2 separate regions of the Homo sapiens genome follow, and region 2 is linked to region 1. A link is an interaction called in ENCODE POLR2A ChIA-PET data of the cell type or tissue named here. Cell type or tissue: OCI-LY7. All regions are shown on one strand. Links, peaks and the distances in the headings refer to the core of each region. The heading gives the core; the rest is flanking DNA. Region 1 overlaps ARID1B (AT-rich interaction domain 1B). Region 2 overlaps NOX3 (NADPH oxidase 3).

Region 1 (15,765 bases), core at 4,498-6,997:
AAGACCTGAATTTATAGACACTGAGAAATATGCACTGTGTCACCACTAGAAGCTGCTTTTTACATTAGAACCATAACTAGTCGGGATAAAAGACCTGGACAAACAGCATAGACTTCGTTAAGTATCCATTTGGTTTCAGACATTTGTAGTAAATTAGTACTAGTACCAAATAATTAAATGTAAAGTAAAAAACACCTAACATTCTGAACCAAAACAATTTCAAGGGTAAATACTGGTCACCGACTTGGCTACAGATCTACAAAAGTTGCTGTGTGCTCACTGCAGGGTCATGTGCTTCCTATGAAATACCCTAAGGCCTCCAATCTATAGTCCATTTAGAAATTTAAAGCACTCTGCAGCCAAATACTGACTTTTTAAAATGTCACTGGGGAATCAGCTGCAGCAAGACAGTAAGTGCTTACATTATCAGGATCACTTCTGCATGACAGGCTGGATTCATAGACTCATGACAGTAAAAACAAACAGTAATTCTATGTGAACACAGGGCACCGTGGCTTAGACAGTGCACGCCCGAGGCACTGCTCTTATGCACAATATTTCAAGTAGAAATAAAAAAGGCTGTAAGTAATGCATCCCATGATTCATAAAATACCGCCACAGCCAAGCAGCACTTCTGGTTGTGTGGCACAATTCTAAGACAGATGTCTCTTTAAAGCAATGAGAATATTCACATACCAAATTCATTCTGTTAAAGATACAAGAGCTTTATCATGATACAGATCCACCCAAACCATCTTATTCATTTTCCTTTACTCCCTATCTTTCTACCATAGTTTCATAACTACTAAGTCATAGTTACTATGATTCAGTAACTACAGTAACTAAGAAACAACTTGATCTTCCACAGGCATAGTTTAAACATCGTCACAGCAGATGATGACTCAGAAAATGCATTTGAGAAAGTGATAACAGAAGACTCATTTGTGTCCTTGGCCCATGTAAAGAAGAAAATTCAGAGCCCTCCGAACCAACCGAATTCAATAAACACCTTCAAAATTACAGATTTTTATATGACATGTGTTGGTCACAAGTAAAACCTCTTAAACAAAGTGTGGTAATAATTTTTAAAGCGCATACTGCTGGGCACAGTGAACCAACCCACTTTATGAAGGCACTTTAACATTAAAATAGCTTAAAAAAATAAATAAAGAGAGCCCCCGTGTTCTTTCCTCAGCAATGTCTATTATGATGTAAGCATAATGGAAAAAAATACAACTGGAAAACACTATACTATGAATTAGAGTAAGTTCCATCATTGCACACTTCTGTATTCTCCAATGATAACACACACAGCCACGTGCACAATTTAGGTGCAGAACTGTCACCTGCATTTCTACTTTTACTGAAATAAAATTATCAGCCTAAGTCTATGCTATCATTTTCTTAAAAACGTATTTTTATTTTTAATTAATTTTAGACTTACAGAAAACTTGTAAAAATAGTGCAAGGAGTTCCCTTATATCCTTTAGCCCACCTCCTCCAATGTTAACATCTTATATAACCATAATACAATTACCGAGAAGAGAAGCTTACCTAAAGACCTCATTTGAATTACACCCATTTTTCCGCGTCATGTCTTTTTTCTGGGATCATCCCACATTTCATTTAGTGACTTTCCCTTAGCCTCCTCCAGCTGGTAGGTACTTTAGTCTTTCCTTCTATTTTGTGACCTTGACACCTTTGAACAGTACTGTTCAGTTATTTTGTAGAATGTTGCCAAATTTTATTTGCTCTGATTATATTTTTTATCCCTAAAATGAGGTTATGAATTTGGGGAAGTGTACCACAAAAATGTCATACCCTTCTCAGTACAATCTATTTTCCCATTGTAGTTGGTTAAGTATTTTTTGGAAGATATTTGAGACTATGCAAATCCTATGCCTCCTCAAACCTGCACTCACGAATTTCTGGATCCTTTAGAAGATCTTGTTTACATTTATTACAGTGGTATCGGCTAACGGTGATTCTATATTTCCCCTTTTTCTTCCACATTTAGTTACTGGAATTCCATTGTGAGAAGAGCCATCTTCTTCCTCACTTGGTTTTTTATTTATTAGACTATTTCTCTTCACTCACTGTGGCAGACACACCCTCGAGTAACCTCCAATGAGTAACACCGGTGAGTAATCCCCTCCTCTCCACTGAGCAGAACCTGTAATTCTATCCAAAGAATGTGAAGAAAGTGATGGGCTGTCACTCCTGCAACTATGTCAGATGGCAAATGTGAAAGGATTTTGCAGATATAATTAAACTCCCTAATCAGCTGACTCTGAAATAATCAAAATGGAGAGAGATGATCCTGTATGGGCCTGACATTTCAACAGGGTTCAGGCCTTCTAGGAAATAGGCTTCTCTGATGTGAACTGAGACTAAGGCAAGAACGAGAGGCCTCCAGAATCTCAGGACCTCACTCCAGCAACTGCTAGGAGATGAAGCTGCCACAATCCGAATGAAACTGGAAGTAGATTGTTCCCTAGTCGAGCCTCCAGATGAGGATGCAGGCTGCCCAACATCTTGACTGCAGCCTTGTAAGTCCTGAGCAGCTAAGAGGTGCCTGAACTCTCTGCCAGGGGAACAGAGATAATGAATGTGCCTTGTTTTAAGCTGGTAAGTTTGTGGCACACCCTTTGGGCTTTCCTTTTTTTCACGCTGTCCTGGACACACTGTCCTGGGCTCCCCAGCACCCCTTTATGTGAGTGCTCCATAGTTTACTCAACACTCTCCTGTGTATGGGCATTTAGACAGTTTCCAGTCTTTTGTGGATGTATTTTTGTATTGCTGGGGTCTATGTTCAGGGAAAATTCCCTGAAGTGGGATTGTTGGGTCTAAAGGTTACACAATTCCAAATTTCCTTCTAGAAACTTTGTACCAATTTACATTGCTACAAGCAATGTTTGAAAGGCCTGTCTCTCCATAACCTCACTAATAGAATGTATTGCTGTTTAAAAAAATTTTACCAGTCTTGGCCAGGTACGATGGTTCACCCCTGTAATCCCAGCACTTTGGGAGGCTGAGGCGGGCGGATCATGAAGTCAGGAGTTCAAGACCAGCCTGACCAACATGGTGAAACCCCGTCTCTATTAAAAATACAAAAATTAGCCAGGTATGGTGATGCGTGCCTGTAACCACAGCTACTGGGGAGGCTGAGGCAGGAGAATCGCTTGAACCCGGGAGGCGGAGGTTGCAGTGAGCCGAGATTGCACCACTGCACTCCAGCCTGGGCGACAGAGCAAGACTCCATCTCAAAAAAAATTAAAAATAAAAAATTACCAGTCTTACTGATTCTGAATGAGTTTGACTACTTTTTCAGATTTTAGGGCCATTTTAATATCTTTCCTTGTGAATTGTTTGTTCAAGTCTTTCTCCTATTTTTCTGCTTACGTTCTTAATCCTTTGCCCTGGAATTTTTAAGGGTTCTTCATATATTAGAGATATTAGCCCTTTGTCTGTGGTATATATTGTGAATATCTTCTCCTAGTTTGTCAGTTGTCTTTTAGTTTTGCTTACGGTGTCTTTTGTAGCGGAAATTTTTTTTAATGTTGTCAAATTTATCAGTCTTTATTTTTATTGCCTCTGGATTCTGAGTCACAGTTAGGAAGCTATTCTCTCTACACCAAGGTTAAAGAGGAATTCACCCTAGTTTTCTTCGAGTACATACATGTTTTTTTTCCATCTCCCTTGAGTTTATTTGATGTGAGGATGGATCTAACTTAATCTCTTTGCACGTGGCTCCCCAAGTATTCCAACACAATTTATTTAAAAATCCATTCTTAGCCCAGTGACTTGAAATATCATCTTTGTCATTTAATACATGTTCACATGTATTTGGTCTAACTCTGGACTTCCTCTTCTGTTCCACTGGCTAGCACACACTATTTTCAGTTCCAGTATTTTTATACCATGTTTTAGTGTCCAGTAAGAATAGTGCTCCTCACCTTTTCTTTTTCAGTGTTTTCTAAGTTTTCTTGCATGTTTTTCTATATGAACTTTAGTATCAACCTGTCCAACCATATAAAATAGCTCACTAATATTTTCACAGCAATTGGACTGAAATAATCAGTCAAGGAGAACTCATGACTGCTGAGTTCATCCCACCCAAGAACAAGAGACATCTTTCATTTGCTTAAGTCTTCTTTAGTTTCTTTCAGGTACCTAGAGGGTTTGTATATTTTATGTTAAGTTTATTCCTAAGCACGTAGTCTTCCTTGTTGCTACTGTAAATGGGATTCTCTTCACCATTATATGTCTTTTAACTGTTTATTGTTTGTGTATAGAAAGACTACTGCTTTTTGTATGTTAATTTTATGTCTCACTACCGCATTAAATGAATTCTTCCACTGCTAATTTGTCATTGATTCTCCGGGGTTTTCCAGGCTTACTATTATATCATCCGTAAATAGACAGTTTTATTTCTCCTACACTCATCCTTATGCCTTTAATTGAGTTCTCTTGCCTAACTACATTGGCTAATATCTGTAGTACATTACTGAACAGTAGTGAAGATAGTGATGATCCTTGCCTCATTTGTGATCTTAGTGGAAATGCCTCTAGAGCTTCCCTAGTCCATAAGTGAAACTAAAGCATATACATTTTACCATGTTGAGATTGTATCTCTCCATTGCTACTTCCTTGAGTGTTTTTATCATAACTGGGTGTTGAGTTTTGTTACAGAGAGGATTTCCCCCCACCAGATGTATGTTTATGGTATATATTAATAACAGAGTTGTTAGGCCGGGCGTGGTGGCTTACGCCTATAATCCCAGCACTTTGGGAGGCCAAGGCGGGTGGATCACGAGGTCAGGAGTTCGAGACCAGCCTGGCCAACATGGTGAAACCCTGTCTCTACTAAAAATACAAAAAATTAGCCGGGCATGGTGGCAGGTGCCTGTAATCCCAGCTACTCAGGAGGCTGAGGCGGGAGAATCACTTGAACCTGGGAAGTGGACGTTGCAGTGAGCCGAGATCACATTACTGCCCTCCAGCCTGGGCAACAGAGCAAGCCTCTGTCTCAAAAAAAAAAAAAAAAAAAAAAGTTGTTAATATTGAACCAACTTTGCATTTCTGGAATAAATGCCACTTATGATACATTATTTTCTTAATGTACTGTTGGATTCTGTTTGCTAATATTTTCTTTAGAATCTTACACTAGGAGAAGTTTTGGGAGAATTTTATCCAATTAAAAATAGCTTTTAAGAACTAAATCAAGATAAGTACCAAATTAAATATTCAAGTAACATAACTCTGGGATTTTAGTATATAACACAATTGGGAAAAAGAGGCTAATATGTGTATTTTGGTAAATTAGCACACATCCAGTAATGTATAATGTACAGTGGATGGACTGAGACATGAATATATTATAGCTCAGCATACTTCATAGAACAAGATGGTGGGGCAGTCAGTACTAACAAGTGCCACGTTCTACGATTTTTTACAACTGGACACAGTATTAACACTTTCCATAGTTCTTAATTTAATTCCGTTCATTGTCTCAACTGACTACAATGTACATTCCATACAGACAGAAAATTCAGACTGTTTGGTTCCCCGCTATATTATATCTCTTGAACCAGGCATATAGTAACCATTCAATAAGTATTTGTTGAAAAAAAAAAGTATGGCTAATGATTCCAGGAACCAAGCTCAGATTAATAGATAATTAGATCTTTGTAACTCATCTGTAATCATGTAGTTTTATCTTATTATTCTAGATGAGGATTAGACAAACTTTCTCTGTAAACTGCCAGATAGTAAACATTTTAGGTTTCACAGGCCATATGTTTTCTGTTCCAACTACTCACCTCAGCTGTTGTAGTTCAAAAGTAGCCACAGACAATATGAAAACAAAATAGCATAAATAAAACTTTATTTGCCAAAACAGGTGGTTGTCTGAATTTGGTCCTTAGGCTGTAGTTTGTGATCCCTGTTCTAAATGATAATATGAGTGAGTAAAGAAACATTCAGGAAGGCCGGGTGCAGTGGCTCACACCTGTAATCCCAGCACTTTGGGAGGCTGAGGTGGGTGGATCACGAGGTCAGGAGTTTGAGGCCAGCCTGGTCAATATGGTGAAACCCCGTCTCTACTAAAAGTACATAAAAATTAGCCAGGCGTGGTGGCGTACACCTGTAATCTCAGCCACTCAGGAGGCTGAGGCAGGAGAATCACTTGAACCCGGGAGGCAGAGATTGCGCCACTGTACTCCAGCCTGGGTGACAGAGCAAGACTCCGTCTCAAAAAAAAAAAAAAAAAAAAAAAAAAGAACCACTCAGGAGGAATACTTGCTGAAAAAGCCAATACAGATGAGTATTTAATAACAACAGCACTGACATAGAAATCTCACATTCTTCCATATTTAAAGGGGAAGGCTTCATAAATAAATGTCAGTAACAGAAGTTGCTTTATGCTCTCTCCTATCTATATGTAAGAATGCGCTGGGTTCCTTAGCACTTAATGCAGGCAAAAGTCTAAGACTTAAATGGTAAGTACATTTAGCAGGTAAATGTTTAGATAAATGATTACTTGTAGTTTTATTTTTCCAACTCTTTCGGATCAGAAACAAACCAACAAATCAGATCAACTACTGATCAGATGCAATTGCGTAAATTATACTCTACTACTTTTGTGTTGGGATGGTAGAGAATAAACATGAGGTGAATAGGATTCCCACATTAATCCTTTATTGAGGTTAAAATTCCTTGGGGATAATTCCTTTCTACATTACTACAGTATACAACTATAGAAAAAGAACAAGAACACTAACTCTGAACCACAACCAATTCTGGCAAACAAACCATTCACCCCTTTTCAAATAATACTGCATTATCTCCAGTATTAGTAATACTAATAGATATAGAAATATTCAGAAATTCCATGTTTCAAAAGTTGTAGTGGCCATAGAAAAATTATTCCTTCCTTTCACATCATTACAGCTAAAAAGCCAACTAACCTAAGATGGATTTAGTTATCTGAGATGGAATATTGACATGATTAGTCAAGATAGCAAATCTGGAGTCTGAATGACAGACACTACTTGATTTCGGTTTTAATGCCTCAGATCCATTCTATCCTTCCAATTTTCCTACGTTAGCTGACTCTGGGCAAAAGTGAAGAAAGAAGGAGCTAAAGAGAGAGCACTGTCTAGAATATACATTTATTTGTCTTACAAGTTCGCAGGTAAATTAGAGATAGCTTGAATGTACCAAATGAGGTTAAAAAAAAAAAAGAGTACTCACTATATAGAGGGCAATGTCCTAAATTATATTCTTCGATTAGTAATTCAAGAAGATTGGCTTTTTATAATTAATGTGAAAAGACATGTGAAACCATGGAAATTTGGATAATTTTCTTGGCCAATCATCCTCAATACATGGAGATCATGAGGTGTTTAGTGGCAAGTACTTGGGCCCTCTTCATAAACTCTGTGACAGTGGCAAGGGTAAGACAGACCTATTCTTAGGTCCGTGTGAATTAAACTGGTTGTGGTTCTTGTTGAATTCTGAGAAGAAATGAGGAATGCTTCCAGTCACTTTGCAAATAACTCTATCATGATCAAGTTACTCCCATGGGATGGTGCTACAAAATCAATACATAGTTCATGGTTTTCAGCAATTAGCAATTGAATTAATTCTTCTACTCATCAAGAATTCTTGGTGGTGTCATTAACTTTAGTGAGAAATTAAAAGAACACATTGTAGCAACCAAATACTGATACATTACTACTATGATCGTGTTCATCTTGTGCTTCCCACTGACTGTGCAATTCTGCTGCTGCATCCAAAATTAAAACACTGGGTTGCTTTATTCTAGTACAGCCTCATGGAAATCGGCTCTCTTTCAAATCTTTAAAGTAGAATACGGGTCTCACCTGCCACCATCTGACTTTACCGATCTTCTGGAGGATGCATTTCTTATATTCTGCCAAACCCACTAGTAATTACACTATAACTTCTTACTATGGGTTGTATTTAGTTGCTCCTTTAATTTCTGCAACATGAAGAACTGGTCAGGATCTTTCCTTCCACCATGATAAATGACAATATAATTTTGTTAAGAGACAGCATTGGTTGGTTGCATGGTAGACTCCGCATCTGTGGAAATCACTGTACATCTTATCTCAGTTAGTAAGAAGCTAGAGTATGGTAAGATGGTACAGCTCTGCAACACAGCACAAGGATTTCATGGGTCATTTCTTTAAAAACCTGCATAATACCTAATGGTGTAAATGAAAAATACATTTTTGATAATCCATACATTCAACAAATGTCCTAGTCTCAGGCATTTATTTAGATGAGTTAGAAAACCCACAAGTTATTTAGACATAGCATCCTTCTGTTCAGTGTTTTCTATTTCACTTGCTTCAAGAACGGAAAAAAATCCCACTTATTCTCAGAATGAAGAAGCAGGCTGGCTGACACCAACTTCGATATGCTCCAAGCAAACTACTGAAATACAGAATCTGCTCAGGCTTCCGCTTAGTGGTTCCGGTTAACAGTTTATCTGAAGTGCGTGGGTGTGAACTTATAACACTTCCTATTGTTCAGCATGGGGTGTGTGTGCCTCTGTCTCTAATAAGATCACCTCACCCTTTACCAAAAGGTCCTGTATCAGGGCAGAGGGGTGGGGAAGATGTTGGTGAACAGGCTGTCAACACAATTCTTTATTGTGAATAAATCCTATCTCAGATTAGAGCAGTATAAACCAGAAAGTAATGTTCTTCCCTACCTTTCAACTGAGAACACAGAACCACAGCAATTTGGTGTCCTCACCTTGAAGGAGTTAAGCCCCTGCTTTGAGAGATAAACCTTTTCATGTCATACAGCTCGAAAGTTCATTCAAAACGGGGCTAGACTTTCCTAAATCCTTATCCAAAATATTACAGACTATTCATGTGTCATTAGGTCCTAAAAATACAGATAAATGGGCACTTCAGAGGCTATCTGACTTGGATACTCCCGAGCCATGAAGGGAATAAGGATACTTCCAATTCCCGAACTTGAGAGAACAAGACAGCTCCCACGCACCGTTCACAGGGCCATATACCTTTATTCTAAACAAACTAATACACTGTCAAAAACCTGCCGGATTAAGCTTTTCAACTCTCCTCCCTACTGTGGTCTGAGTGTTCCAAGTCTTTTTCTAAACCTCACTCCTAGGCTTGAAGATAGATTAGCTATAAAGGACGATCAGCCAACAGGTAGAAAACAGAAGTGAGTATGATGTGGTCTATGTGAATTATGTCCTCATAAAAGCCCTTAAAGACCAACTTATAAAACGTTACTCACCCAGCCTGCTATCATAGATTCAAACCAGAACTTTTCTTTTATTAATTAAACATACTAAAACTACACAATGTTTTTCGCATGGGTCCTCCTCATAACTCTGTGACAGGTGCGAGGGTAAGACAGACCCTTGCAAGTTGGTTTAATAGTCTGATCACTAATACCCATGAGATCCCTTTTGGGGAGATACCTTCCCACAGAGAACTTGGGGCAAAGAAACTGAAAAGTCTCTGGCAAGGCAAAGGACAAGTTAAGTCAGAGGATACATGGTGATGCACGGACTTCTAGACTTAACTATTTAAGTCAGCACAGCTTTGATTAAAGATAAACTGGAGTTGGCCCAGCGCAATGGCTCACGCTTGTAATCCCAGCACTTCAGGAAGCCAAGGCAGGCAGATTGCTTGAGGTCAGGAGTTCGAGACTAGCCTGGCCAACATGATAAAACCCTGTCTCTACAAAAATGCGTGGTGGTGGGCACCTGTAATCCCTGCTACTTGGGAGGCTGAGTCAGGAGAATTGCTTAAACCTGAGAGGCGGAAGCTGCAGCGATCTGAGATCATGCCACTGCGCCCCAGCCTGGGTGACAGAGCGAGACTCCGTCTCAAAAAAAATAAAAAAAATAAACTGGAGTCATAAAACATTTACATACAGAGGATTCTCCGCATTAAAATGAGACATTTTTAGTCTGGATGACTGCTAAGTGGCCTGAAAGGTGTGGGAATATAATGTGCTTTGGGTTTGACTGAGGCACAACTCTCAGGGTGGCGGCTGGCACAGCTCAGCCTGGGTCCCACTGCACTTGCCACTCCACTCAGGACCGACTCTGGGGAGGTGAATAAAAACTGTGTCTTTGTGGATAAAACAGCCATTAAATAAAAGATGGAACTTTAAGGAAAGCTTCTCAACTTTAGTTAACTTCAGATGTGAAGACATGAATAGTAAATAGGCAGTATGACCAAAAATGTGATTTGGTTGAAAGCAGGAACCACTTCTAACTTTGGGAATCTTGAGGATCTGCGAGGCATCCCCTGTGAAAGTCCATGATGTCCTGAAGTACATCAACTACCATGCTGAAAATCTGGCATTCTCATCAAAACACACCCTTTGCAATAGCTTTAAAGCTCAGGCATACAATTCCAAGGTCTACTGGGCCACGTGAAAACCCACTTGTGGAGGGAAAGGTCTATTCTCCACATTTGGGTATGGCATCGCTAGCCCGGCCTTCCCCCAGGAAGTCCGGATTCATAGCACTCTGCTATCTGTAAGAAAAGAGGTAGGTTCTGAACTTTCCTCAGGCAGAACACCAGACATAAAATGCTGAACAGCCACCAGCTCCATTCTCTCGAATCCTCGCTTTGATGTAAGGTAAGAGGCGGCGGGGAGAACACCAAATAGAGGGATGGTTTATATTTCTCTCACCAGGGCAAATTAATAAAAACAAAACCTAATTTTTCCCTTCTCTCACCCATTCTTATTCCTCCTCAATATTTTTCCTCTTTCTAAGATTCCTTTTTTGTTTGAGAAGCTTAATATTTGGCTGCCTCTGAAGAAATGGGTATAGTGACAGATGAAAGACTTGTATTCATCGTCTAATTCAGAATAAGGGGAAAAATCGACTGCTGTGCATTTTAGATTCTAACAACCTTGCAATTTTGTATAGTCGTTTCCCCCACCCGTTCTTTTGAAGAAATCTGCTTTTATTCTGCTAATAACTAACCACAGTTGCAGCAGCATGGATCCGATTAGCAGTTCTTATGACACAAAGGGGAGAAGAAAAAAAGCTGTGAACAGGGTTGCCAATTTGTCCACCTGGGCCCCCAGGAGAAAGATTAGCTGAGGCGCCTGCCTGCTCCCTTTCTTCCACTTGATCGCTGCTCTGTGCTGCCGGATAGAGACAGGCCTTTTTAAAGCCAAGGCACTTTCCTTTAATCAAAGTTTCACTCGCCTCCACCCTCTCTTGTCACAAATTTCTCATTCTGGGTTCCAACGCTTCGTGACAACTCTGCCTGTAAACATGGGTGGTTGGCTATGAGAAGTGCCACATGCGGATGCTCACTCCCTTGGAGTCATTTTGCACCTAAAAGAGAATATAGCACGTGAGCGCTTGCTGTGCCCTGTAGGTACGAGGGACCGTGTTTTCCAGACCAAAAGGTGGCACACGTGGTCAATCAATGGGCATCTTTATGCTGCGTCTGGATGTCAGAAGAGGGAGGGAAAAATACAGGGTTTGGGAATTAAATATTGGAATTTGAGGGAAATAACACAGAATGTATAAAGTTGAGACCAACAGATAAAACACTGGTACTATAGGTGGCATGGTTTCTATAAATTCTCCATTTAGATATAGAATTAAGTGTCAATTTATGTACTAAAATAATATGCTTTTTCTTACAGAGTTTAAAATTTCATTGCATTTGTGATTATACTAACTAATGACAGCTTGTTTTCATGATAAAACTTAAGATTTTTAAACCCTTGGCATAAAACTCATACTTTTAAAAGTAAAGAACGAGACAGCTAAAACCACTTACTATTCTGAAAAACTTAAAAAACAAACAAACAAAAAACCCCAGGCTCCTGAGTGAAATCTCCAGGATCTAAGGGGGATAAATCAACACTTCACAATGTATATTTGAAGGAAACCAGCACCTGCTTACCTTGCTTCACTATCACAATTCACACCATGACATATTAATACATTTGGGTGTTTAAATAAGTGCTTTTTCAAGAGATATAGAGTTGCACAATGAAACCCGGATTAATCAATAACCAGACTCCTTTTTAACAGTGCTGGGCTTGTGAGGTTGCTGGGGGGAGAGCAGACCTCTCCAGCACGAGGCTAGAACTGGGAGGTCCAGGCGGGTGGCAGTGGGCACCCTCAGGGACCCCGCAGCTCAGGAGTAAACTCTGCCAGAGGCAGTGCCAGCCTGGGCACGGCTAAGCTCTCCATGCTGAGTGCCAGGGGACAAGGAGGGCTGTGCAGGCCACAGAGCCTCTGACTGTGGCAATGTGGAGAGGAAGGTTCTCGAGCACGACCTCAAGTACTCTCCATTACTTCTTTCAGATTGGACTAAATATTCGGCAAGCACACTTGTGAAAGGTATCTGTCACAGTGGAGTCGCTTTCAGGAGGGAGGGGAAAAGAATGATCCCATGGAGGGTGAAATGCAAAGGCAGAAAGATGGCTCCAAGCCCACAGGAGAAAGGTTATAAGTCACCAATTTCAGAACTCTCTCCTTTTGAATTCCCATTTTTCTAAGAGAACTGTGAGTTCTTTAATTTGGCCCATGTTTACTGAATAGCGCTACTTGCCAGGCACTGTTCTTGGCACTGGGGACAAAAAGAAGAAAGAGGCTCTCAGCCCGCCAGGGGCTCAGGCAGCTGGGGCAGCCCTGAGGGAGAGCTGAACTCCGGGGCTGCAGGGGTCAGCAAGGACTTCGTGAAGGGAAAGATCCTTTAGCGGGGTCTTGAAGGGTAAGGAGGAGTTTGCTGGGCTGCATGAAGAGTGGGATGGATGTTCCAGGCAGAAAGGATAAATCACATTATTCTTTAATGCAGCTCTAGGGACAAAGATCTGACGCAAAGTCATGGTCAGTGGTATAGAGACAGGGAATTCTCAACTAGTTCCTCCGTCGGCTTCTAAGAAAAGGCACTGAGGCCACATGAAAAACGAACAAGCAGCAAAAATATATCCACTGAGGCTCGCTTCTCTTAAAATGTGATACTTTTTTTTGCCTTTTTTCAAGTAGAATTAAAATAACATGATTCTTGGATTTCATGTGAAATGAACTTCAGGTAACAATTGTGGAAATGAGGAAGTCTGCTGCTAACTGAACTGGACTTGAGAATACAACAGTATTTTTGCACAAGAATTTTTTCTGTGACATTACTTTCAACTGAACCAAATCTAGTTCTAGAAAGATCAGGGGAAAAAACCTCAGCACTATGCCGCCCTTAACACATGAGCTAATCATCCCTCAACTTTCCTGTGAGAAATGTATGTGCTCCTAACTGGGAAGACAGGCCTCCTTCTCAGGCACGCCCATGGAGCACTGGGGAAGTGCTAAGTTGTCTTGGACACGGGTGCTCTCTTCCATATTCTAGAAACATTTCTTCTTGCATTTCTTTTTCACAGTCTCTACCTTTTTGGGTACCCCAGGGTTTCCTCAGAATTCTTCTCTCAGTGATTCTCAGCCTTGGCTGTGCATAATAACCACCTGGAGAGCTTTAAGAAAGTACTGACGGAATACCCCGTGTCAGACCGATTAGCTCAGCATCTCCAGGGCTGGGCCAGCACCGGTCCTTTCCCAGGCATGTTGTGTGGCGAGTGCTGAGGAGCACTGACCTTCACTCACTCCCTAGGCCAGTACTTCCCAGACCAGCAGCTTCAGCAGAACTAGAAATTATTGGAAATGCAAACTCTCGGGCTCCACCCCACAACTACTGAATCACAAGCCCTCCAAGTGATGCTGAGGCAGGCTGGGTGCCCAGGGGACCTCATCCTGAACCCTAAAGCCTCACACACTCATTTTTCCCACCAAAATACTGCCTGAGTCCAGATCTTATCCAACCTCCTATTCAAAACCTCCCTTAGGATGCCCAGTAGGAACCTCAAATACAGTATGTTTAAAACCAAACTCTCGATTCCCCTTCAAAAACGTGTTCCTCTGTCTTCTGTACAGAACCATCATTTACCAATTCCTTCGGCCAAACTCCTTCTGCCACTACTCCCGCTATGTGCACATCCAAGCGGCCATCAACACTCCGCGTGGTTACTGCAGGAGCCTCCGATGTCTCTGCTCCCACCTTCCCCTACAGTATACTGTCCACTTAGCAGCCACAGTGAGCCTCCTAAAACCTAAACAGGATTATGCTATTTCCTGCCTTCCCAACCTTCCAGAGGGATCACATCACACTTAAACTCCTAAATCGGCCAGGCGCGGTGGCTCACGCCTGTAATCCTAGCACTTTGGGAGGCCAACATGGGCAGATTTCGAGAGGTCAGGAGTTCGAGACCAGCCTGGCCAACATGGCGAAACCCCATCTCTACTAAAAATATAAAAATTAGCCAAGCGTGGTGACATGTGCCTATAGTCCCAGCTACTCGGGAGGCTGAGGTAGGAGAATTGCTTGAACCTGGGAGGTAGAGGTTGTAGTGAGTGGAGATCGTGCCACTGTACTCTAGCCTGGAAGACAGAGTGAGACTCCTTCTCAAAAAGAAGTAATAAAAAAACCTCCTAAATCATAATCATAACCTACAAAGTCGTTAGCTCCTCTCTCACCTAACTGCCCACACATTCTGCTCCATTGCCCGTGACCACTATGCTGTGGCTACACTGATTTCCTGGTGTTCGCCGCCCAACACACTAAGCACAATACTAACTCAGGGCCTTTGAGTTTGCTCCGTTCTCTGCCTGGATCTCCTTTCCCAGATGCTCACATGGCTTGCCCCTGCCCTTCTTTCACTTCTCTTGTTCAAATATCAGCTTCTAAGAGAGACACCTGCCCTAACTAGCCACTGCTATCTAAAGAAGTAACCTGATTTTTTTCCTTGACTACCTGACAATAAAGTATGTAGTTATTTATGTATTTCCTGTCTTTCCCACTAGACTTTAAGTTTCACGAGGACAGGACCCTTTGCAGTTTATGTTCAGCGCCTTTACCCCACTTACTACGCCTGCAGCATAATACACACTCAGTGCTTTGCTGAATTAATGACAGAATAGAATGATAAAATAAGGCAGGAAGGAAACGGAACAATTAGGATAGTTGGCTTTCCACAGGATATCTCCTGGTATATCCAACACTCAAAGTGCAACATGCTACTTTTCTAAAACCATCAAATGAAGTAATATATTTGGCATCCTCAGCAAGGTCACACTCTTGGCATTCAGCTTTATGTATTTAATGCAGTTTGCAAGTACAAACTCCCATGTCACTTTCTGTTTGGAAGGGAGAATATCAACATTAACAATTCCTAGTTATATCATTTATAAACATGCAGATGTGGATTATGAAAGATTAATGCATTTTAGGATTAGTGAAGGCATTCCGTTTGTCTCATGCCGAAACCAATTCTGTTCTTCATTAGTCAATGACAACCCATATCACCCTGTTATGGAAGAGAAATCAAAGATGCAAGTGTGTGAATTGAGAATAAGTGATGAAACTGATTAGTAAGAGTCTTAACGGCTATAATCAATCAACACATCATAATAATCCTGGCTCCAGGGTTATCAGAAGACTGGGAAATAAACCTAACACTCTCTATAAAATGGTTTTGTTCCTTCCACAATTGTTACTTATTCTCTTTTAGGAAACATGGTGATATACCAGAAGTTTGTGAAATCAACTTTAGGAGCATCTTGACTCTAAGTACTATTCATTTACCCACCATTTTCCAAAATGTACTCAAGTGATTTTTGAAACTTTTTACTTCTAGGCTAAAATTAGTTCATAAAAGCTT
Region 2 (15,765 bases), core at 4,873-7,372, 1.7 Mb after region 1:
GGAAGTCTGGCATATAGAATAATTTAAAATAAACCCAATTGAACTTTCATGAACACATAGTAAAGCTCAAATGGGCCAACCTCCGGTGTCTTCAACAGACACCCCTTAGGGAATGGTTATGAATAACTCAGAAACCTTTTAATTAGCATATCTTTGTTCATATGTAAATGTGTGCTTTTGGAATAGTTGAGGTTATTTAATACATTCTGCTGACTGAAATATTTTAAACATTCCCTTTACAATTTATTCAACCAATTGTTATTGAACAACTTCATGTCAGGGAGTGCTGGGATTACAGCAGTGAGCAAAGACAGCCCTGACTCCTACTTTCCTAGACCTCACAGCTCTACACAGAAATCAATCAGATCACGCATACACACCAATAAATTGTAAAATTACAGCTGTGATGAGGACTATAGAGGAGGGAAACATGGAGCTATAAATTATATAAGAGGGGATTTAACCTAATCTGAGGGGTTCAAGAAGGCTTCCACAGGAAAGGAATGATTGGGATAAGACCTACCAGAGAAATAACTATTAACCAACTAAGGAGAGAGGGAAGGAACTGGAGAAGATGCCAGGTGCAGTGGCTCACGCCTGTAATCCCAGCACTTTGGGAGGCCGAGGTGAGCGGATCATGAGGTCAAGAGATCAAGACCATCCTGGCCAAAATGGTCAAACCTCGTCTCTATGAAAAATACAAAAAAATTAGCTGGGCGTGGTGGCACGTGCCTACAGTCCCAGCTACTTGGGAGGCTGAGTCAGAAGAGTCGCTTGAACCCAGGAGGCAAAGGTTGCAGAGAGCGGAGATCGCATCACTGCACTCCAGCCTGGTGACAGAGCAAGACTCCATCTCAAAAAAAAAAAAAAAAGAAAAAGAAAAAGAAAAGAACAGAAACTGGAGAAGATTATTCCAAGGGAAAATGGTATCGCATGCAAAGGCCGTGTGGCAGTAGGGAGTACTGTGTATTTAATATTTTAAGAATATTAATATCTCACCAGTGTGAGAACCAGTGATGAGTGATGGAAAAGAACTCAGGGACCAGTCTGCATAGGACCATGCTAAGGACCCTCTTATTTATTCAATGAATATACTTTATCCTTATTAAGAAAAATTTGCTAAGCAAAGAAAAATACCAGTGCTACCCAAGGCCTAATTACCACAGATTTTGAGTCAGTATAATCTAAAATAATGGGTTTTAGAAGTTCCACATAACTGACAAATGACTTCAAAATTATATTTATTCCAAATGAATAGCTTCCATTAGACTAAAATTACATAAACCTACTAAGATGTGTGACCAAATGTAAACAGGGGAGAATGACATTAGGAAGAGGAAATAGAAGCCTGCTAAGCTTCCTTGATGCTTCCAGATTTTTCCCTCTGATGGCAGCTGGGGTGGAAAGGGAAATAGCTCTTCCAGCAGCCTCAATGATACTTGGAGCCAAAACAAGCTTCTAAGCGCTGTAAGGAGAGCATGCCACATGGACGAGGCCTGAGCTATAGCGAGAGATGTCAGGCTTTGTCCTTCCATGAACAGTGCCTGGGCCAGGACAACCTCGTTGTCTCCCAATAAGGCAGAGCTGGAAATCCTCATGCTAACCCCAGGCTCTCCAAATAGGGCATTTTCAGGCACAGAGTCAACCTCTGCATGCACTGGCAAACACGTCCTGTAAAAAGCACCAGCTCCGGATGGTTCTGGGTTCACGAGCAAGGTGTTCTGAAGGTCAAATAGGCTGCATTCCTCTATGATTCCAGGCTGGCAGTGGACGGGCCCTTTGGAACTGCCCTGACAGATGTATTTCACTACCCAGTGTGTGTGTGCGTTGCCGCGGGGATCGGAGTCACTCCCTTCGCTGCTCTTCTGAAATCTATATGGTACAAATGCAGTGAGGCACAGACCCCACTGAAGCTGAGCAAGGTACGGAAAAATCATTAGTTCACCCTTCCATGGATTAAAAGGTTCAATGTCCTTATATCTATCATCTGCCGATTCTTGGGGAGGATTTTAATTAACTATGAGGGATAAACTCAAGGATCCTTAACTATACTTATGTTCTTAAAAATCTCCACTCAGTATTACATTTATGAGTAGGGTTATGTCTAATCTTGTTAAAGATGACAAGACATAAATTTTATTGCTTCATTGCCATTACAGGACATGTAATTGCTCATCTCAGTAAAATATGGACAGGCTGCAAATGGCTATGTGACTGGGTGGCAGTTCGCAATATTAAGAGGCAACCTCTCCTTAGTCTCTTTAGCTTCAGACTGTGGTTGCAAGTGTACAATTCGATGTCCTCCTCTCGTGGACTCAGTCCTAACAAGAAGCCACAATTGGGATTTATTGGCCGGCTTGCTGTGGGGTGGCCATCCCGCTCTGAATCTCCCTTTTGTCATTTCCTGTATGTTTTACAACTAGATGCCTCTAGAATTTCTTTCCGTCCTTTGTCGTATCTAGACACTCCATCCGATACTTGGACCCTCTTAGGACCAGCAGCAGGCACTAGAGCAATGGTAGGCAAAGAGCCCTGATAACCCAAAGCCGTATGAATGCAGGAGGAGTGAGGATGGCAGACGAGCTTGGTGCTGGGCCGTCCTGCATATCTTCTCTGCTTAACCCTTTGTCCACAGTGTCCTCATCTATCAAAGGGAGACGCTTGACTTAACCACCAGGTCTCAATGTGTAAACCATGGGACATCTGTCACCTGACATGATCCACTAGAGAGAATTCCGTAGTCAAAGGAACTTAAGCAACGCTCCTGCAACATCCCACTCTAGAAGACATCATCCACTAGCCATTAAATAAGTTCTGCGGGGGTGGGGCGCAGTAGCTCATGCCTGTAACCCCAGCACTTTGGGAGATTGAAGTGGGAGGATCACTTGAGGCCAGGAGTTTGACGCTAGACCAGCCCGGGCCGCATAGAGAGACATCATCTCTGCAAGAAAATTAAATATTAGGGAGTTCAAAGCAGTGAGCCGTGATCGCACCACTGCACTCCAGCCTGGGCAACAGAGCGAGACTCTGTCTCTAAAAAAAGTTCCGCAGAAAAGATCCTCATTCAGTTTTGTTTCATCTATCTTTCCCAAGCTTATTTAGCTACAGAACCTTTCCTCACCTAACACCTATCAAGAATTCGTATTCTGTGAAGCATCCCAGGCAATGAGGGCTAGAAGATCTCTAAACTCGGGTCTCTGCCAACTAAGAAACAGCAGTTAACTATTTCATGAGTTTCCAAGTGACAGGTCCTTGACATACATTTTCTCATTTGAATTTTTTAATCTCCCCAACAACCTTATAAAGTAAGTAACACAAGGCCTGTTTTCCAGGTAAGGAACCTGAAGCTTGGAGAGATTAAATTGATTTTCCTGAAAAGACATGGGTAATCAAAGGCAGAATCAGGATTCAAACTTAGGTTCATCTGGCTCTTTCCATGACAAAACCAACACATGGTAGACGTGACCCCCAGCTCCTCCTGCAACCCTGGAGCAATATTTTAGGAAGACGGTGGGATTCCTGCTCATAGAATCGGCACCTGAATTTTGCTGTCATCAAAGAACATGCCTGATTCCACCCTGACTGAAATACTGCCTGCAGTTCACCTCTCTGAGCTGAGTTTCCTGATCCACATAACGGAGAAATAAGAATCCATATCCAACAGGGAGTTTTAATGCTAAATAAGACAAATAATATGGAAATATTACCATAGAAATGTGTATACAGAAATATAGATGATTATCTAAATGCTGATTGTATCTACCAAAGGTATAAATAGGTTACCAGTACTGCTATTACTAATGGCCTAGATTTATCAAGCACTGACTACCTAACAGGAAGGAAACTGGGCATTTTACATGCACTATCTCATGCCATCTTTTCGTCATACTTATCATTTTTATTCCCATTTTACAGATGAGAAAACTAAGGCCTGATCACAAAGCTAATAGAAATGACAGTCATTTTACTAAATGCTCATAATAGCTCATTCAGATAGGTAATATTCTCAATACTGATGAGGACCCTGACACACAGAGAGCTAAATAATACTAGAACTAGAGTTTGAATCTAGATCCTTCTGGCACCAAAGCTCATCTTCTTTCCTCTACGCCATAATATATTTAACAAAGCAAGCAAAACAGTGACTGGGATATTTGGACCTCACAGCAATGCTTTGTTTTGGTTCGTGATGATTTTTCAGCCACCCTAAGTTCTTCCTTCCCTCTTGCTGCCTACCAAGTAAATCCCACTCAGAGAGGTGGCTCACTGCTTCATGGTTTCCACGACACTAAAAGTCACTTCATGCTTCACAGGAAGATGGTGGTGGATAGCGTGTCTCATTTTCATTCACTCACTAATCCAACTAATATTTCAAGTCCTGCTCAGAGACATGCAAAGTCTCATTGTCATTACACCCGACTCACAATCACCTCCCCCTTCTCTTAACCTCCACCACTCCTTTGCTGCCCTACTGTTATGTCACATATCTTTCCTGTATTAAGATTCGTGAAATAATCTTATTTTCTCTAACAGACTGTGAGTTCCTTGAACATAGCTTCTCTGGATATCTTCATACATATATATATATACACATACAACATGTGATAACTATATATATAGTAAAAATATTGAATAAATCAATGAGTGAATAAATGTCTACATGTCCAAAAAGAATAAACAATGGCTTCTGTACACAATTTTCTTTAAAATTTAAGGGTATTAAGGTTTTGTTTATGTAACCAAAAAAATTCTTCAATGATTTTTACTAAATTCCAATTATTTTACTAGGAATATAGAGGAAAAATCTTATAAGAACCCCCAAAAATTTTAAAATTCATACAGGAGCCTACAAAATCTTAATTTTGCCTCCTTTCTCAGCATTCCATTGTCATTCCTGGGCTCTGCTTGTGGCGTTTCTCAAGGCTTTCAGCACTGCAGTCACCACAAAACCATAAAATAGGGACATTGATCTCTATTCCAAGAAACAGAAACAGTAGAGTAAAAAATATAAAAGCAATGTTTTCATCGCTTATAAAAATGTGAGGGACTATTTGGACACGACTCAGGTGAAAATAAGGGCAGAAATAATGTCATATGGGAGAAAGGAAGCTAAAGTGTGGAATCATAAAATAACTTAAAGGTCCTAATCTCCTAGCTTTGCATAGGACCATGAAAGTCAGTATCTGCACCTCGAGCGGAGATGATTTGTCCAAAGTCACCCAGCTTGTTCACCACTGAGTCAGGACCTGAGCATGTGTTTCTGATTTCTGCTTCAAAGTTCTTTCATGGAAGAAGTGAGGTTTTCATGCTATTGAAAGTTTGGGCTGAAAATTACAGTTCAGATCCAATTCCTTAAGCGTCTGCAGGCATGAGAACAGGTTTAGGAAGTTTCTCTCTTTTAAAGCAACTTTGTGTTGGTTTGAGTATAGCTACTATTAGGCTTATGTAACTAATATTTGTCAGGGCTACCTACATGCTTTTGAGATATAAAGACTACTCCTTCCACTAAACTGTCAGAGTCTATATAATTTTTGAAGTGCCACAGAGCAAAGCAGTACATATTTATCTAACGGTGTCTTCACAATTTTAAGTCTGGACTATAGTTTTCAGATTGTCCTCTTTTGTAATAAGGAAGGAAAGGACAACTCGCATAGGCGTTGAGAGCCAGAATTTTAAGCTTAAATGGTTAACTGCGATTAGGTGGGATTTTTTTTTCCTCCATGTGTAAAAACACTGGTTGGCATAAGGCATACATTTTTACACACAAAACTCAAGTTGCAAGTCTATAGGAAAAAATGTGCACCAAAGTTTTCTCAATTGTCACCGTTGCAAACTAGAACTTCTTTACCCTTCTCCTCTGTTGCATTATTCTAGAAAACTTCTAAGTAAAATGCAGGAGCACAACCAATAAGGCGCCTGCCACTTCCTCAGTGGGAAGCGTCATAAGTAGTACTTTCCATTTGAAGCTGATGTCTTAAAATATCTTTGTTTCTAAGTACTTTTGTTTTGAAAGATCTGGGAGGGGGCGGGGAGTGGAAGGGGAGGGGGAAGAATGGGCAGGAGGGGATTTCCCAAGAAGGCCAAATAACAAGAAGTATAATGATGGCTTGCTGTGATGAAAATGGAAAAAAGTTGTAATACATGAAAGAAATATTTTCAACGCAGAAGTAAGAGCCAAACTTCACTGAGTTGAAGGCAGCTGAGAACGCTGTGCCCCTGTGGGATGAGGGAAGGCTGAGGGTGGTTGAGAATTCTCTGTGATGCAATATGGAGGAAGCTGAATGCTGGGGGTGAAAAATGCCCTCTAGCAATAAAGTCCTCCACCTCCTGCCTAACGGGTATGATTAATTCTACATCACACTCAATTTGTGAAAAGAGCTCTTGAAAAAAAATTAGGACGGTTTGCTTGTGCAAACTGTCAAAATGATGAATGAAATAGGTGTGTATGAATGGGGAGGGAGGGGGAGGATTGCTGACATAAATAGATTGGCTTACACATTTTAGTTCTCCCTAATATCACAGCTGTGCAGTCAGGACTGAGACAACTGCCAACTGCAAGATGCGGTTCGTTTTCTTAACTGCATATGTAGTCTTCAGACTACGATACAACAGATTATACAAGAACTGAGATAATCTCATTTCTTCATAAATTGTCTTCCTTCATCAGCTCCATAATATATAACCATGATAATGGGTATTTATAGTGTGTCCCATGCAAAATGGCCTTTGGGTTCTTAACCTAATATAATAAACAGATAATTCAAATAAAAAGACAGCACGGGCCAGTGGGAACAAGGGAAAGAGGCCAAAAAAGACAAAAAATCCATACTCTACTAAAATATATTAATAAAACAAAGGAGGGCCTGCTCTCTTTTCTAGTGAATGAAAAATGCATTTAATTTAATCTGTTTACTTTGAGAAATTATTTACTTTCACTTTCCCTCACACTGGAGCTCTGACTACTCCTGGAACTGATCATCTCTACTAATCACCAAGATTCCTGCCATCAGTTGGCCTCTTTAGGAGGGGCCATTCATGCTTCTCCTAAAGAAATGTATGCTTCTTGTCTTTCCTCGGAGGGCCTCAAAAGGCCTCAGTACCCCATCAGCCCTCACCATTGCTCTGTGCGGAAGTGACCAGTATTAATATGTTTAATATCTTGGTTTATTAACCACAGATTGCGTGACTACAGTCTTCTTGCAAAAGAGTCCAATGAAATACACAAACATTTTAAAATCTCCCTTCACCTCCCTCCCCAAACTAAACACCTCCCCAACTTTGCTCCCTAAGAAACTCACCATTAAACAGTTGAATATGTCTCATTCCATTCCTTTTCCATGCATTTATATGCATATACCTATACACATTCATGCATAAATAGGGGTGTGTGTGTGTAGAAGGCAGAGGAAGTGTAATTTGTTTTGTTTTTCATTAAAGCATAACTTCGGGCACCGTCAGTGTCAATACCTGATGATCTATTTCATTTTGTTTGGTGTCTTTAGAGTATTCCATAGTGTGGATAGGCCACAATTTATGGAATCATTCTGCTATTAAATAATGTTTCAGGCCAGGTGTGGTGGCTCACACCTGCAATCCCAGCATTTTGGGAGGTCGAGGTGGGCGGAACACCTGAGGCCAGGAGTTGGAGACCAGCCTGACCAACATGGCAAAACCCCATCTCTACTAAAAATACAAAAATTAGCCGGGCGTGGTGTCAGGTGCCTGTAATCCCAGCTACTCGGGAGGCTGAGGCATAAGAATTGCTTGAACCTGGGAGGTGGAGGTTGCAGTGAACTGAGATTGCACCACTGCACTCCAGCCTGGAGGATAGCGCGAGACTCCGTCTCAAAAAAAAAAAAAAAAAAAAAAAAGAATGTTTCAGATGTTTCAGTTGTCCAACAAGGATTATTAACTGTAATTAGACCAAACGGAGGCCCAAAAGAGATCAGTCCTCAGCCACAGGGCGAAGTAGCAATATAGTCATGAAATAGTTAACATTGAGGATAATCACATTCAGAAAATGTCTTAAGGATGAAAAATTATTGACAAAGCCTGGTCTTGGCCTTATAATGGTTCACCAGAAAAACAATTTTATAACTGTATCACTTTAAACTAGAACTTTTACACATTAGGTAGGCTTATCATTAAGAAGAAATATTTCTTCTTTTATTTCTTCTTATTTGCTATTGTATTAATCCAGGATTCCCTTAACAAAAACAAAATAAAAACCAGGACAATAAGAGTGATCATTTATTGAGGAGGTAATATATTTTCTAAACACCAGTCTTTATCTTTTCACAGAGAGAAATTCTCCTTTTGGAAAATGATCCTGATTCCCCTCTATGCAGAGCTTCTGTCATCCTGCTGGTTTCAAGCTTCTGTCTGTTCTGTTCTTTCTTTTGCACAGTGTGGGGTACAGAGGCGTGCTGCCCAGCAGGAGGCAGGTGGCACTGCAAGCCACTGCCCTTCTCCTTGAGGAGGCGATGGTCAAGGTGGGCCCCTGGCTCCCTGTAAAACGCCTCTAGGTGAGTTTAGCACACACCGAGCCTGGTGAGGGGCTTCCCCTTCATGGAGCACATCTTCATGATGAATGCTGAGATTCTGCTTCTGACACTGGTGCTAGAGGTCAAGTTTGGCTTCCCTTCTCAGTGACCAGGAGTGACCAGTGGGAACACATGCCAAGCAAGGCGCATGTCCCTCTTTGCTCTATAATATACTGTCTTCATTCTTCATTCTCTAAGCTCCTCCAAATGACAAACAAGGATAGTAACAATAGCAGCTAACATCTTCTGAGCACTTACTGTGTCTGCCAGACGTTGCATTAAATGCTTCAGTAAAACATATCCTTTCATCCTCACAATAACCTCAGGAGCTATTGTTCTGTGTTTATTGCCATTTTACATACGCAGTAATCTAGGTTGGAGTTAAATAACTTTTGCCCAGTTGCACAAGTTATTTGCAACTTCTACCTGCATGGTGAAGCCAGCAGCAGTCTACCACAGCAGATGGGCTTCATAGGCTCACAACGCTGAGCTGTTGTACCATGCTACACTATATCCTAAACCTGTATTCTTGTGTACACTTTCCTTGTTTAGAGGGGTTCTGGGCCATAAATAAATACATAGGTAAATAATTTTTTTTCTGTTTCATTCTCTGGAAATTTATTTTGGATATAAAGACATACAGATTGCATTTGTGAAAGTGCCCTCTGCCTGTGTTCATGGATATCTATTCAAGATACGGCACAAGTTTTGGAGATGTAATCGCCTGAAAGCATCCAACTTTGATTAGAGAGTCTGAGCTCTCATAGTAACACAGATTGGTAGTGCTTCTCAATTCATTTTCTGAAACTGTTTATCAAAATTTAGCACAGTTCCATTTCCTACTGGCCCCAGACCTCTTTGACCTGGTCCCTATGTGCTGCTGAAGAATTCTTAAAGAGAAGCCTTGGCTTGGGAAAACATGAAAATGAGAAGGGACACACAGAGAGCCCAAACTTGTGACTGTCGCTCAGACCCAAGCCCCTTGCAAATGGACATGGCTGAGTTTGGGCTGATCATTAGCGCTTGGGAATGATGTGAAACTAAGGTCTATGACGGGCCACATGCACACAGAAACCCTCAACGCCATGACAGTCCCAGAGTGGTCTCCCAAAACATCTAGGCATCCACTATATCTACAAGAATGTGGCTGGGCACGATGGCTCATGCTGGTAATCCCAGCGCTTTGGGAGGCCGAGGTGGGTGGATCACTTGAGGTCAGGAGTTCGAGACCAGCATGGCCAACATGGTGAAATCCCATCTCTACTAAAAAATAAAAACTTCGTCGTGCATGGTGGCACATGCCTGTAATCCCAGCTACTTGGGAAGCTGAGGCAGGAGAATCACTTGAACCCGGGAGGTGGAGGTTGCAGTGAGCCAAGATCCCACCATTGCACTCCAGCCTGGGCAACAGAGAGAGACTCCCTCTCAAAAAAAAAAAAAAAAAAAAAAGAAAGAAAAGAAAAGAAAAAAAAGTGTTGGATGAGTCCTGTAAAAAAAAATAATTTTATTACTATGAAAGTTCAGAACTTTTGTTATTTTACTGAGAATGACTTTCTATTTAATAAAATCTTTTAAAGTAAACTCAGGTATTTTTGGTCTCTGAGATCAGCTATGAAATTCTGAAAAGGCATGCTTTCTACAGGTAGCTGATTTCAGGGTTGTTTTATTTTTGGAGACTAAGGTGGGGTGAGCATTGGAAAGCACAGATCACAGAGTTGTAGCCTATTGTTTGGGATACTTGGTCTCTCATTGACCAGGTCCTTTCTCATGGGCGAAATGCAGACTTGGAACTCTTATGTCCCTTCCCAGTGAGTGTCCCCCACCATTAGAAAGATGAAAGAAAGTCAAAGTAAATACCTTTTGCTTCTGTTCAAAGTCCCTTTCTTTCTTTTTCTGCCTGAAACACTTCTACTGAGCCTATCCATTTTTCCTCCATAGCCTCTTACACCAAAGCTGCCCAGTGTCACTTACAAGTCAATTACGGAGGGAAAAACACACAAAGCCATTACGAGGAAGCAAAAAGTATAAAAGGCTTGACAAACCCTAAGGACGCTGACATGCAGCTAGGCCACGAGAAAGTAAGGAAGGATTTCTATTTGAAAAGATAAAGTTTCATGTACGGAGGAAGCTAAGATGGGGATAGTTTTCAAGAAAGGACGACTGGGACTAGATTTGAAATTGGAGGATTTTTTTATAAAGCAAATGTTCTGGTTTATTATCCATCTATGAATGTGTTTTAAGCATGTTCCTTAAAGAATGGGAAAGAGAGAAAATAAATCAATGATATTTGCTCTATGCCCAATGCCAACTCTGAGATGAAACAGGCTACCAAGGCCAGGGAGGAGGGGGTCATGCATAGGTGAGCACTGCATTAATTCAGCCAGTAGATTTTTCATTTCCACCCAGAGCAAAGCAAGGCAAAATGAAAGCTAAGGTTTTCAAAGAGTAATTTAGATTAGGCACAATACAAAGCGAAAAGAAAGCAGATAGTGGTATTCATCACCAACCTCGAATATAAAATCCACCCCTAACTGGTCTCCTTTCCTCCTCCCCCACCCTCCATACCCTGGGTCTATTCTCAATACAGCAGCCAGAGAGATCCTGCCACCTGCTGCGGGCCATGGAACTCCCTGCTCGCCAACTCCCTGTGCTTTCCTGTCTCTCGGAGGGAAAGTCTACAACGGCCCCAAAGCCCTACAACGCCATGGCTCCCCCAGCCCTCCCCTCGCCCATCTCCTTGCTCTCCCCACCCTCTCTGGGCTCCAGCCACACAGGCCTCCAGGCTCTTCCTGGAAAGGTCTCACTCAGGACCTCCGCACTTCCCACCATCTGCATCTGCACTTCCCACCTAAGCATTTGACTCCCTCAACTTTTCCAGGTCTTTGCTCCAATGTCCCCTTCTCATGAAGAGGGGACATGAATCTCCACGAATTGATGGTTCATGTCCATCCATTACTGATTCAACAAATATGTGTTGAATGCCTCCTATGTCTCCAGACTGTTCTACTCCCTGGAATTATAAAAGTGAACACAAGAGGCCAAAAACAAGAGAGGGCTCATTGAGCCCCCGTTTGACCATTCAACTTAATATTGCAACACTTCTAACCCGCCTGGGGTTTCTGCATGCACTTCTCACCATCTGACATAACCTATATTCTACTTATCTATCATCTTCCTTCTCCCTCTAAGATGCAAATTTTAAGAGGACAGCAATTTTTTTTGGCCCTGTCTTGTTCACTTGTATAGTTCCAGAGCACAGAAGAGTCTGGACAGGTAGGAAGCACTCAATACATATTTGTTGAATCAGTGAACGGATGGATGAACGTGAGCCCCTTGCTCATGGGGATTCAGAGGGTGTCACAAAGGGAACCCCGGCTTAGCTCTGCCTGGAGAGGCTGTGCAGAGATCATCCCTAGGAAGAAATAAGTGTCAGGAAAGGAAAGGCAACCCTCTCTCTTCCTGAGAAAAGCAGGTCATTGTGCTTAGAGACTGAGGGATTATTTGTCCTGAAATTAGTATCTTAAGTCCCCTTGTGAACAGGAGCTGTCCAACAAATATGTGGGCCCAGTTTTTGAAAGAAGAGGCCTTATTCTCAGCATCTTTTACTCTTACAAATAATTAATATTATAAAGTCCTGCCTAAACATGAAGAGAATAGACAAGATGTTTAGCTTTGAGATAAACTTTTTTATTTTTGTCTCATGAATTTGATCTATTCATTAAATCTCATTTATATCTCTGATTATATGATCGTGAGCTTACAAGCTGGCCGGCAGAGAGGGAGAGAAGAGAACATTGATCACTGGATGAGGTATTTCCAGGTGGGGATTTACCAGGCAGCAGCTGGAATCAAGACCAGCCCTCATGGATATTGTTAAGCCATACAGATGTCTCTTTGGGGAGAAGGCACGAGAGAGAGAGGTGTGGGCAGCAAGGGGTGGGAGTGTGAGAAAAATGGGAGAATTAATAGATTTATCTCCTGTGGTTTCTTCTAGATGCAATTATTTGAAACTCGCAGCACAAAAACTAAGCTTTTATTTTAGCAAACCCAAGCTACTTTTTGTCACATGCCATTTGCTTAATACCGAGAGTTAAAAAAATAATTCTTCCCAGTCATAATTTCATTATAGCAGTTGACACACAGGCACAGCCGCCACCCACCAGCTTTCTTGGACACCGATATGTTTCACTGAGAGGAAATTTCTGGCCTGTGTGACTTGATTCTGAAATTACCATAATCTCCACTCTCCAGAGGCCGTAGCTAGTGAAGTGGATTAGTGTCCAAGCCTTTGGGGTCTCTGGAGAAGAAAGTTCAAATCCAGAGCTTAGGTCATAAGTAAAGATGAAGGGGTTGGTCTAACGGTTTATCCCCCTTTGGGAGCAGTGAAAGGCACAGCTAGTTATGATTATTAATCTTGTTCAGAAGCAGCACAGCCAGAAATGTGGTGAGTTGATCCTCATCCAGAGAAACTGGCACGGCCCACAGGCTCCTGACTCTCTGAATTCACTCTGGGCTTTTTCAAACACATTGTGAATTTTTTCAAAAGAAATCACAGTGTGACTGTTTGTTCACTGACACACACAAAAAAAAGCATGTTATTTTGCAGAAGTGCCCATTTGGGCTCAAATAATTTAATGGAGATAAAGTAGTCTGTGATTATCAGCACATATGAAAAGAGAATAGATCCGTTCACTTGCCTTCTCTCTTGACAGGTGTATTTCTACTGGATTTGCCGGGATGCAAGAGCTTTTGAGTGGTTTGCTGATCTCTTACTCTCCCTGGAAACACGGATGAGTGAGCAGGGGAAAACTCACTTTCTGAGTTATCATATATTTCTTACCGGCTGGGATGAAAATCAGGTACTGATAAGACTCTGAGAATAAGCAATATTGCTGAACTCATCTAATAGCAATGAGGAACAATTTCAATAATGAGCTATGTAGCACTCTGATAGCATGACAGAATTATTTTTATGTTCTTAAAAGGGAAAGGAGAATAAAATAAAACCAGATTAGCAAGAGTGATTCAAGTTGTAACAATCAAAGAACCAAAAAAAGAAGCTACAGTTAACTTGCTGAGGAATAGAAAGGGTCAGACAATGGAAGACAATCCAGAGGCTGGAAATCCCAAACAAATTTGCATTTGTCCCTTTAAAAGTGACATCAAATGAATATTACTGATTGGCTGTATCATCTTGTTGAGTTCCTGACTGGTTCTGTTTCTGTGCCTTGAGCTGTTCAGAGCTAAGCAAAAAAGATTCCTAGGTGTTTACATTCAACATTTTGTATTGTGAAGTATGTGAGCATCTATAGAAAATAATTATTATGAATACATGATTTGTCCAGAGTTTGTTCTCTTAAGGTGTTCTTAGAAATTGTGTGCACGTATGTTTATTTACCTAAGATGAAGATGATCTTTTGTTTTGGCAGGTGTTCTGCAGTATATTGTATTAATGAAATATTAAGATTGAATTTACCAAAAATAATGTATACCAAAATATTGACTATGGTAGTATTTCAATGTTGATACTATTGAATGATAACTACTACATTGTAATCCATTTTAACTCCTCAAACAGGGGAATTAACAACGAAGTGATTACTAGGTTACACAATATATATTCTAATCAGCAGCTATTATTGATATATACTTTTAAGGAAAGTGTATTTGAGCCTGGGAGATTGACATTAATCACTACATTTACAAATGAATGCTCTGTGTATGTACATCACACATACACACACATGCGTGCGCACACACACACACACACACACACTGGCCTTATAGAACATCACTGTAATTTGACTCTGCTTCTGCAAATGAATAAGACTCTGCTAGAAATTCAGTAGCTTAATGAATTTTTATGGTCTTATTTGCAGTCCTTCTTAAATATTTAATCCTTTGGGATAATTTGAAATGTAGCTTTCTTGGGAACTAGGCTTGAAACATCTTAATGAATTATATAGTGTTAATTATGTTTTCCAAACAAACACTTTCCTTATTCAAGTGGGATTTTTGACTGATGAACAGTTTGGTGAAGTAGAGACAGCTTCTGTCTTCTGCTCTCAAGTACTGTGCCTGCTCTTCTACTCTAAGGTGCATTGATCCCAGTGTGCACCTAGGTATTCCTTGCCAACTGGGAGCTGTGGGACTGAGGTTCTCATAACTGAGAACTGAAGTTGATTTGGCGACAACACAATCCTGCCCCCTCCCGTCTCTACTACTTCCAAGAATATGCTATAAAACATATATTTTTTTTCTAAACACAAGTAGATTAAAATAGATGTCTTACATTTTTGCCATGACATGTTGAAAATTATTTCGACTCCTAAATTTCAGGCAGAAAAATCACTAATTTCCACATTTAAAGGAAAAATAATTGGTGCATTCTGTCGGGAAAGAATCAAGAGGCTGTTTTAGAAATACCCAATTGTTAAACTGAATTCAACAACCTCAAAGTGGCAAAATGACAAGAACAGAAGGGACAGATGGAAGAGGTATTGTGAAGGGTAAATCAACAGAGTTTGGAGACTAATTGAACATTGGGCTGAGAAATATGGGACAAATATCATTCCAAATGTTTGAACATCAGTGATTGGCGGTACCACAAGTGTAAGTAGGGAAGGCCCTTTTTGTGTGTGAAATGGTGCCCGAACTTCTCAGCAAGGACCTTAAGACCCTTCCCAGCCTGACTCCCACTCACTAGCTGTGTCCCACCCCCATCGGTTTCCTCTGGCACCAGAGCCACCAAAGGATGCGTGTTCACCCATCACACTGTGCACAGTCACACGTCCATGGCTTTGCTCGTTCTCTCCCCACACCTGGCGTGTCACTTAACACCCTCTGCCACTGTTCCCCACCTTCTTTTTGCTCGGAGTCCTATACCCCAACTCTTTTCCAGCAGTAGCTCTGCCACCTGGTGTCAGACTTGCCTGCTCACAACTTCCTACGACCTGGATTTCTTTTTATATTTTCTTTATTTTTTAGATTCAGAGGGTGCGTGTGCCCATTTGTTACATGGGTATAGCGCATACTGGTGGGGTTACCCATTACCCAAACAGTGGATATCATACCCAGTAGGTTCTTTGTCAACCCTCACTCCCTTCTCACCCTCCCCCCCTTTTGGAGCCCCCAGTGCCTGTTATTCCCATCTTTATGTCCATGTGTGCCCATTGTTGAGCTGCTGCTTGTAAGTGAGAATATAGAGTATTTCGTTTTTTGT

What was found. ChIA-PET counts read pairs that join two places held together with the same protein. Peaks named below come from ENCODE experiments on the same cell type or tissue, not always from the same donor. Only the 100,000 strongest peaks of a DNase experiment are listed, where the experiment ranks them.
Region 2: POLR2A ChIA-PET joins it to region 1 with 5 read pairs; 2 of 35 experiments call an interaction of 5 or more read pairs at or near these places.

Annotation. Positions count from the first base shown.
Region 1 is chr6:157,093,120-157,108,884 of GRCh38, reverse strand. All of the region lies in intron 5 of ARID1B (AT-rich interaction domain 1B), which reads right to left. Among named protein-coding and RNA genes, the nearest start is that of TMEM242, 220 kb to the left of the region's middle. In OCI-LY7, for the core only: no CTCF peak of the experiment used is centred there; no DNase peak of the experiment used is centred there.
Region 2 is chr6:155,408,851-155,424,615 of GRCh38, reverse strand. NOX3 (NADPH oxidase 3) reads left to right here. Exons shown (of 14, transcript NM_015718.3): 10 at 1,760-1,922; 11 at 13,256-13,402. Among named protein-coding and RNA genes, the nearest start is that of NOX3, 39 kb to the left of the region's middle. RefSeq lists enhancers at 6,005-6,064, 6,165-6,314. In OCI-LY7, for the core only: no CTCF peak of the experiment used is centred there; DNase peaks (open chromatin) are centred at 5,985 and 6,505; H3K4me3 peaks cover 1,717 bases; H3K27ac peaks cover 2,228 bases.